2 separate regions of the Homo sapiens genome follow, and region 1 is linked to region 2. Evidence: read pairs that join two places in POLR2A ChIA-PET (ENCODE). Cell type or tissue: B cell. All regions are shown on one strand. Each heading gives the region's core, and the rest is flanking DNA. Links, peaks and the distances in the headings are about the cores only.

Evidence for each region. Peaks named below come from ENCODE experiments on the same cell type or tissue, not always from the same donor. Only the 100,000 strongest peaks of a DNase experiment are listed, where the experiment ranks them.
Region 1: POLR2A ChIA-PET joins it to region 2 with 11 read pairs; 8 of 35 experiments call an interaction of 5 or more read pairs at or near these places.

The regions. Positions count from the first base shown.
Region 1 is chr12:95,481,096-95,485,492 of GRCh38, forward strand. METAP2 (methionyl aminopeptidase 2) reads left to right here. Exons shown (of 11, transcript NM_006838.4): 3 at 2,120-2,185. Among named protein-coding and RNA genes, the nearest start is that of METAP2, 9.1 kb to the left of the region's middle. In B cell, for the core only: no CTCF peak of the experiment used is centred there; no DNase peak of the experiment used is centred there.
Region 2 is chr12:95,569,774-95,574,170 of GRCh38, forward strand. No RefSeq gene overlaps it. Among named protein-coding and RNA genes, the nearest start is that of USP44, 20 kb to the left of the region's middle. RefSeq lists an enhancer at 4,352-4,397. In B cell, for the core only: no CTCF peak of the experiment used is centred there; a DNase peak (open chromatin) is centred at 1,788; H3K4me3 peaks cover 835 bases; H3K27ac peaks cover 2,931 bases.

The DNA.
Region 1 (4,397 bases), core at 136-4,135, 89 kb before region 2:
ATATCAACTGATTTGGGCATAGTAGTAACACAAATAAACATAAGCAGCCTCTGCTGGCCAGGCCTGGTGGCTCATGCCTATAATCCCAGCACTTTGGGAGGCTGAGATGCGATTCGAGACCAGTCTGGGCAACTTAGACCTTGTCTCTGCAAAAGATTAAAAAACATTAGCCAGGTATAGTGGTGCGTGCCTGTAGTCTCAGCTATTCAGGAAGCTGAGGTGGGAGGATTTCCTGAGTCTGGGAGATTGAGGCTGCAGTGAGCTGTGATCCTGCCACTGCACTCCAGCTTGGGCAACAGAGTGAGACCCTGTCACAGAAAAACCAAAAAAACCAACCATCTCTGCCTATGAAGAATATGCTGGGATACTGTGAAGAAAAGACATGTAAAAGCACAAATTTCAACATGGTATAATGGTTGGAACTATAAACATATATAGATTAATACTCAGATCCTGGCTCTGCTGCCATCCTGGCACAAAGTTCTATAAATGGTGGCTGTTTTTCTGTACTGAATACAGACATTGGACATTGAATAAGGTAATTAGCCTCAAAAGGATGAAAGTATCAAAGAAGGACCTTTTTGTTCCATTTTAAAGATGAAGAAACCAGGGTAGAGGGAGGCTAAATAACTTGCCCAAGGTCACCCAGATGGAAAGATTTTTAGTATATGTTTAAAATTGGTGATGTATCTTCAAGTATTTGTTTTAGGTTGTGCTACATACACTAGGTATAGTGCTACATACACTAGTCACAACCTAAAACAAATACTTCAAGATTCATAACCAGTTTTAGTCTGGAAAAAACTATTGTTTCTCCAGAACAGAAACTATCTTATTTTTCTGTCCCTATTGCCTGGCACTTAAGAGCCCAACAAACATTTAATGGGGTGAAGAAGGTTACTGTTAACGTTACAGTGCACGATATGTGAATTAGATTATAATTTTTCGTGTGCCTTTTGTTAGGCTTTTGAATCTAAAAATCCATAATGAATAAGTCAGCAATATTTGTGTTTTGGGTTTGTTGTTGTTAGGATACAAGATCTCCCTCCCGTCACCCAGGCTGACGTGCTGTGGCTCGATCTCAGCTCACTGCAGCCTTGACTTCCCTGGCTCAGGTGATCCTCCCACATCTCAGCTTTCCAAGTAACTGGGACTATGGGCGCATACCACCACACCTGGATAATTTTTTGTACTTTTAGTAGAGACAGGGTTTCACCATGTCCTCCAGACTGGTCTCAAACTCCTGGGCTCAAGTGATCCACCTGCCTCAGCCTCCCAAAGTGCTAGGATTACAGGTGTGAACCACTTTACCTAGCCTAATATTTGTACTTCTACTGTTCTCTTCTGCCTGCTAGGTTTTTGATAATTTCATAAGATTGAACATAAGAAATGGTGATTTTGAGGCTGGGTACAGTGGCTCACGCCTATAATCCCAGGACTTGGGAGGCCAAGGCTGGCAAATCACTTGATGTCAGGAGTTCGAGACCAGCCTGGTCAACATGGCGAAACTCCATCTCTACTAAAAAAAAAAAAAAAAAAAATTAGATGGGCATGGTGGCATGCACCTGTAATCCCAGATACTTGGGAGGTGGAGGCTGAGACATGAGAATCACTCAAACCTGGGAGGCGGAGGTTGCAGTGAGCTGAGATTGCGCCATTGCACTCCAGCCTGGGCAACAGAGCTAGACCCTGTTTCAAAAAAAGAAAGAAAAGAAGTGGCAATTTTGACCAAAAATGGTCAAGTATTGGCATTTTCATATGGTTCAACCCACGTAAGTCCTAGATCACGTTACCTCCCACTTTGCTAAACTGCTGCTTCCTGTTTCTAAATTTTTTAGTGTTGGAGTCTCACTATGTTGCCCAAGCTGGATTCCAACTCCTTGGCTCAAGTGATCCTCCCACCTCAGCTTCCCTAGTAGCTGGGACTATAGGCATGTGCCACCACACCTGGTAGCTGCTTCCTATTTCTTATTTCAGTGAAAGAATAAATGTAAACAAGATAAAATAAACTAACGTTTGTTCATTTATTGAATAGAGCAAATACTTGTCTCCTTGTACTTGCTTTGTCCCTCTGCTTATGAGGTTTAAATGAACATGTACTTGAAATGTCTTTTCTTAGATGGAGATGGCGATGGAGATGGAGCAACTGGAAAGAAGAAGAAAAAGAAGAAGAAGAAGAGAGGACGTTAGTGTCTTAAGTTAATGTTAATTGATATATTAGAAGTGTTTATTCTGTCGGGTGTGGTGGCTCACACCTGTGATCCCAGCTACTCCGGAGGCTGAGGCAGGAGAATTGCTGGAACCCAAGAGACGGAGATTGCAGTAAGCTGAGATTGTGCCACTGCACTGCAGCCTGGGCAACAGAGTGAGACTCTGTCTCAAAAAAAAAAAAAAAAAAAAAAAGAAGTGGTTATTCACTGACAGGTTTGAAGAGTAGGTTTGAAGTTGCTTAAGGTCCTGATATATGTTAGGGAAATAAACTTAGGCTTAATAGAAGCAGAATTTAGTGAAACTAATAATTATTTATTAGTTTAATAACTTTGGTTTAACAATCCTTTATTTTCTTTAGCTGTTAGCTAAGGGATGTCGATATGAATTGGTTGCATTTTACTGCAAGTTAGGGATGAGTTTCTAAAAATTTTATGATTTAAAACTTGCATAATTTAAAGAATAATTCTGTCAAGAATGGCCGAAGTGGTGCCATGGTGGTGGTAGGGTAAGCGTTGTTTGTAATTTACCTTCCAGCTTTTAAATTATGAGATTCTTGATGAGTATTTAATGAGGAATCCCGTTATTTAAGATGTGTGCATATGGTGAGACTTTATTATTAATAATAACTTTTATATTGTACGATCAGATTTGTATAAAATATCCTGCTTGTTTTGAGTTTCTGTAAGTGCCACAACCAAACATCATCAGGTGCCCGAAAATATATTAAGGAGGCTGAAGGGAGATTTCGTAGTGTTGAGGAAGAAAGGTTGGGTTGAGAATCACAACATGTAAGTTTTAATCTTGGATGCCATTTGGGCTGTTGTAGACCACTGAATGTCTGGTTATGCCTTCCTTTAAAATTTTTCAGGCTAAAATTTTATGAATCAGAATTTTGGGGGCTTGGTAGTGATTCCCCTGGTCTCCAGGTGGAGGTGGAATAGCCTTCTTTGCATTTAGGCGTCCATCATTACTAGATCCTTCCACTCTAAGAAGAGGATGTCAGCTATTCTCGTAGCCTGTGAGGGCCCATGAGTCTGTATTTGATGAGCACAGGATACTTGCATTCCAGGAATCTTCCAGGGGCTATATTGTCCTATTCTTTCCATTAAAAAAAAATTATTAAAAGTTTGGCTATAAGAAATAGTGTTACCTGAGAATGAATTAAGAGATACCTATTTCTTAAATTAAAAAAAAAAAAAAGATAACTATTTCTTCAAATACTCTAAATTGCTCCCTTCTGAAGGCAGACCAGCAGGGAGGAGTGTTGTTAGAGGACTGTTTTATATTTGCCCTTGACAGAATTCTTCTGACAGATGTTTTAAGTATGATGCCATTAACATTTGTTCTGCTTCCTCTGAGGATGTTGTTGAATGTACTGTTCATTATATTTCTTTATGAGGTACTCTTTTTTTTTTCTGCTTAGTATCAAGGATAATTGTGTTTTTTTCTGAGTATCAGTCTGTTTCATCTCAGAACCATTGTGACCTGTGCAAATAATTTTTTTTTAATGTTGGCTACTAAAGGGCTTAGAGCCAAATGTGTGGTTTTTGTGTTGGCCTCATTTCAGGTACTATTCTATGTTCTTGTTTTGGTTTTTACTAATTTACTTTGAATGTCTCTTTATTTGTTTATTTTTTATATCCTGGTAGACTTCTTGAATCATTTCTGTAACAAGCCAAATAATATAATCATGGGCAGTTCACTGCCCTCATTTTCCTCATCTATACAGTGGGAAAATTATAAATGTTAGTTAATGATAACCATAGTACAGATTATTACAGATAATTCATAGTTTTATATAATGACTTGGATGTAATACATTATAATTTTCGAAGGTTATCCAGGATTTCATCTGATCGTTCATTTTGTAGATGAGGAAACTGAGGATTGGTACTATTTAGCCATTTGTTCAAGTCATAGCTAATAAGTGGTAAAGGCTAGACTTCAACTTTGATATTCTGATTACAAATTGTGTATTTTTTCTCTAATGATCTTTTTAAGTCCCTTGTCATGTAATTTATGCACAATATAAAAGGCATCTTTATCAGATTTGTAGATGAGATAAAGTTGGAGTGATAAATACTTTGACAAAAGTTACGATTTCAGAAAACCATGATTGATTATGTATGCTTTTAACTTTTATACCTTATATACTCTTGAAATAATAGTTTTTCTTATTTTATTAA
Region 2 (4,397 bases), core at 79-4,078:
TCCAATTAAACTATGTATTATAAATTGTTCAATTTTTGGCAGAGTGGATCTTATTGAAGGCACCATAATGATAAGGTAGGATTTAGTTACATACTTTAATTACATACATACTTTGTTTTCTCAAGCAAATGTGTAACAATGGTGTGATCTAGCTACAAAATATTTCCTTAAGATTTTTGTTGGCATGTCAGTGCTAACAATTAGGAATTAAGTGTTTTAAATTTAATCTGAAATTAGTGGTTTAAATACAATGATAAATGGTTTTCATGGTTGTCAGCCTTCATTTAATGTTATATTAAACCTCTTGAGTATGTTATACCACTACTTTGTTATTTAACTGATGGATCTGAAAACCCATAAAGATGCAGTATTTGTCTTACAAATAGCAAATGTATAGTCTTTGATTTGATCATTTAATGTACCCTTTTTTACACAGCCATTTGGCTTTAATCCTGTAACAGGTTATTGTCACTTGTCTTTTCTTTATCTACCAAAATGCCTTCAGTCATTTCATGAATAAATCAATGGAGGGAAGAGAGAAATATGAGTTATCCCAAAGATATATTAATGGCATTATTCCAATATAAATGGAATGAGGAAAAGAAGAATTATGCATTAGTAATGATGTTTTTCATTGCAGAGCAATTTCTACCTCGCAAAGGATTTTCATACAGATCCTCTTTCTTCATACTTAGCATTATATAGCTGAGGAAATTATAGTATTAAGTGACTTGTCTGAAGCCACACAGCAAGCATCAGATCTGGAATTAGAAAGCAAGTCTTCTCATGACCAGCCATTGTTCTTTTATAGTTTACCTTATAGATGGCATGAAAGTGACTTTTTTGTGGAATAGTTATTACAACTTCTCACCCCCCAATGTATCTACTTGTGAAAATAATGGGTTTTTTGTTTTGTTTTGTTTTGTTTTGTTTTGTTTTTTGAGACGAGTCTCGCTCTGTCGCCCAGGCTGGAGTGCAGTGGCGCGATCTCGGCTCACTGCAATCTCTGCCTCCCGGGTTCAAGCAATTCTCCTGCCTCAGCCTCCTGAGTAGCTGGGATTACAGGCGCCCACCACCACGCCCAGCTAATTTTTGTATTTTTAGTAGAGACGGGGTTTCACCATGTTGGTCAGGCTGGTCTCGAACCCCTGACCTCATGATCCGCCCGCCTCGGCCTCCCAAAGTGCTGGGATTACAGGCATGAGCTACCACACCCGGCCTGACTTACATGTTAAGGTGTCCAAATTGATTGAGATGTTCTTCTATCATAATTTATAGAATCTCTTCTACCATAATTTACTTCTTAACTGATGACCTTGGAGAATGAGCAGAATAACAGATGAGAAAGGGCTCAGGGAGAAAGAGAAATGTATATGCTCTCACTGGGCATGGTAGCTCATGCTTGTAGTCTCAGCACTTTGGAGGCCCAGGCAAGAGGATTGCTTGAGTTTAGAAGTTTGAGACCAGCCTGGGCAACATAGCAAGACCTCGTCTCTACTAAACATAAAAAAAAAAAAAAAAAAAAAAAAAAAAAAAAAAAAAAAAAAAAAAAAAAAAAAAGCTGAACATGGTGGCACGCCTGTAGTCCCAGCTACTTGAGAGGTTGAGATGGGAGGATCGCTTGAGCCTGGGAGATCAAGGCTGCAGTGAGCTAAGATTGCACCATTGCACTCCAGCTGGGTGGCAGAGTGAGACCCTATCTCTAAAAAAAAAATGTAAAAAAGAGACCGAGATGTATGTGTTCTCTACACTACTCATTATAAGGATGCAGGTGGGGATCAACTGGTTTATAAACAAGGTTTTACTTCCTCTTCCTGATCTGAACTGTATCATCATTTCCTCTATCTTTATTTGATGTGAAATGTATTGATGGTCATATATCAATTTCTTCTGTAGACTCAGTGATACAGGAAGTGTCCTGGTAAGCACTGGCACCCAAAACAGTAAAGATAAAAGCTTTAGTCTGAATTTTGCAGTTGGGAAAGTTGAAGTTGAGGGTGAAATGACTGAGCCACAGTGGGTTACTTAGCTTCCTGATACCAAGGCAGAGCTGTTTCCTCCAGGATTTGGTGACTTAGTAACCTCCTCCTGTTACTAGAAATTTCTCCTTTAGAGAAAACCAAAATTTGCTTCATTGTGATATTTACCCTCTGGGCCTATGTTTGCCCTCCAAGTCTGCATTGAACAAACGACTTTCTCCTTGTCTCCCCTGCATATGTCTTATGCAGCTTAGGGTCAGAAGTGGATTTGATTTCTGAGGAAACATCACCAACCAAGAATCTTTTTGTTTTTCCAGATAGAGGGTTTTGCTCTGTCACCCAGGCTGCAGTGCAGTGGTACCATCACAGCTCACTGTAGCCTCACACTCCTGGGCTCAAGTGATCTTCCCACCCCAGCCTCCTGAGTGTCTGGGATTACACGGGAGCCCCACCATGCCCTGCTATTTTGTTTTTAAATTTTTGTAGAGATGGGGTCTTGTTAGGTTGCCCTGGCTAATCTTGAACTCCTGCCTCAAGCGATCCTCCCTCCCCAGCCTCCCAAAGTGCTGGGATTACAGGTGTGAGCCACTGCACCTGGCTGTCCAAGGGACTTCTAAACAAAGCTTATTTTTGTTATAATAAAAACAAATGAAGATTAAGCAATCTAAAGACAAAGCCTCCTGAGTAGCTAGGACCACAGTGGCCCATCACCATGCCCAGCTAATTTTTGAATTTTTTGTAGGAACAGAGTTTCTCCATGTTGCTCAGGCTGGTCTGCAGCTCCTGGGCTCAAGCGATCCTCCTGCCTCAACCTCCCAAAGTGCTGTGATTACATATATGAGCCACTGTGCCTGGGCTAGTACATTGTGTTTTATCTCACTCTCTCATCTCAGAGGGAGGCTGAGGTAATTTATGCATATACACATGCACACACCCCATTTGTTGGACATCTACAATGTTCCTAATCCTTACAAGTTAGATTTTATTATCCCCATTTTACAGATGAGGAATCTGTGGTTAGATAACTCTTTAAAATCACTCAGCTAGAAAGTGGCTACAGTGGCATTAGAACTAAAAATTCCCATGGGATGAATGCCTTGGCTTTAAGTCCTTGCTCTTTTCACTGTAATATGCTGCGTGTCTGATCACATGGAATATTTGTGGTAAAGGTAAGAAACTTCAGAAGGCCACAGAACTAGTTTTGGAGCTGGAATCAGTTTTATGTTGTCTTGATTTTGTTCCTATTTGCTTGTGTAGTTTGCTAGATGTTACTTGCTTGAAAAGAAGTATCAATTGGGCTCATTTTTCCCCAAGTCCTTACAAACAGTGGTGCCTGTTTGATGCTTTGATTTAAAAAGAAATTGATAGTACCTTTAAGACTGTATGGATGGCAAGCTACTCCAAGGCTGGACTACATCTCTAGTTTCCTGAAAATGATTCCTCTCTAGGATTTACAGTTTGCTGGCTTTTAAGACATAATAGAAAACACAATTCTCTCCTTAAGCCCTGCAAGTCCTTGGCCGGGCGCAGAAGCTCACACCTGTAATCCCAGCACTTTGGGAGGCCAGGGCGGGGGGATCATGAGGTCAGGAGTTCAAGACCAGCCTGGCCAACATGGTGAAACCTCGTCTCTACTAAAAATACAAAAATTAGCCTGGCATGGTGGTGTGCGCCTGTAATCCCAGCTACTCAGGAGGCTGAAGCAGGACAATCGCTTGAACCCGGAAGTTGCAGTGAGCCAAGATTGCTTCATTGCACTCAAGCCTGGGTGACAGAGTGAGACGAGACTCTGGCTCAAAAAAAAAAAAAAAAAAAAAAAAAAAAAAAAAAAAAAAAAAAAAGCCTTGCAAGTCCTGAGGGGGCCCAGTGCTAAGACAAACGGATATGGTCATTTTCCCAAAAGGTTAAGGAGAATAGTTAGGTACAAGAATACCACACACCATCCTCAAACGGACAGAATTTTTGCCAGATACTGTTAATAAGTCAGATTTAATTGATAGATGGGTAAGATCTGAAATAACAGTCAGTCAAAAACAAGGCCTTTATTCTTCAAATCATTCTAAACTCCAAACTTCCCCCAAATGGCTTGAGATCACATTAAAGCCCAAACCTTCCATTTCTAAAGGAACAGAAATACATCGCAGTTCCCCGAATTCTCTTTCCCTTCAGCGTTGCCTGTCTACTCAGTTTAGACTGTTCTGAACTATCAGGCTCCGGGGTGGTGGCAGGCTCTGCTCACCCCAAGCTTTCCATTTTGATCAGTTTAATTCCCTAGGAGCCGACGACTGCCATCGGAAGGAAGAGAAATTGTGAGCTCGCGCTGGGCTGCCGGGGAGGGGAGGGCTGGCCAGTGAGGACTCCTATCTCTGGGGCTGGTCACCCAGCCTCAAACAAATCTGCATCACCCTGGGGGGTCTC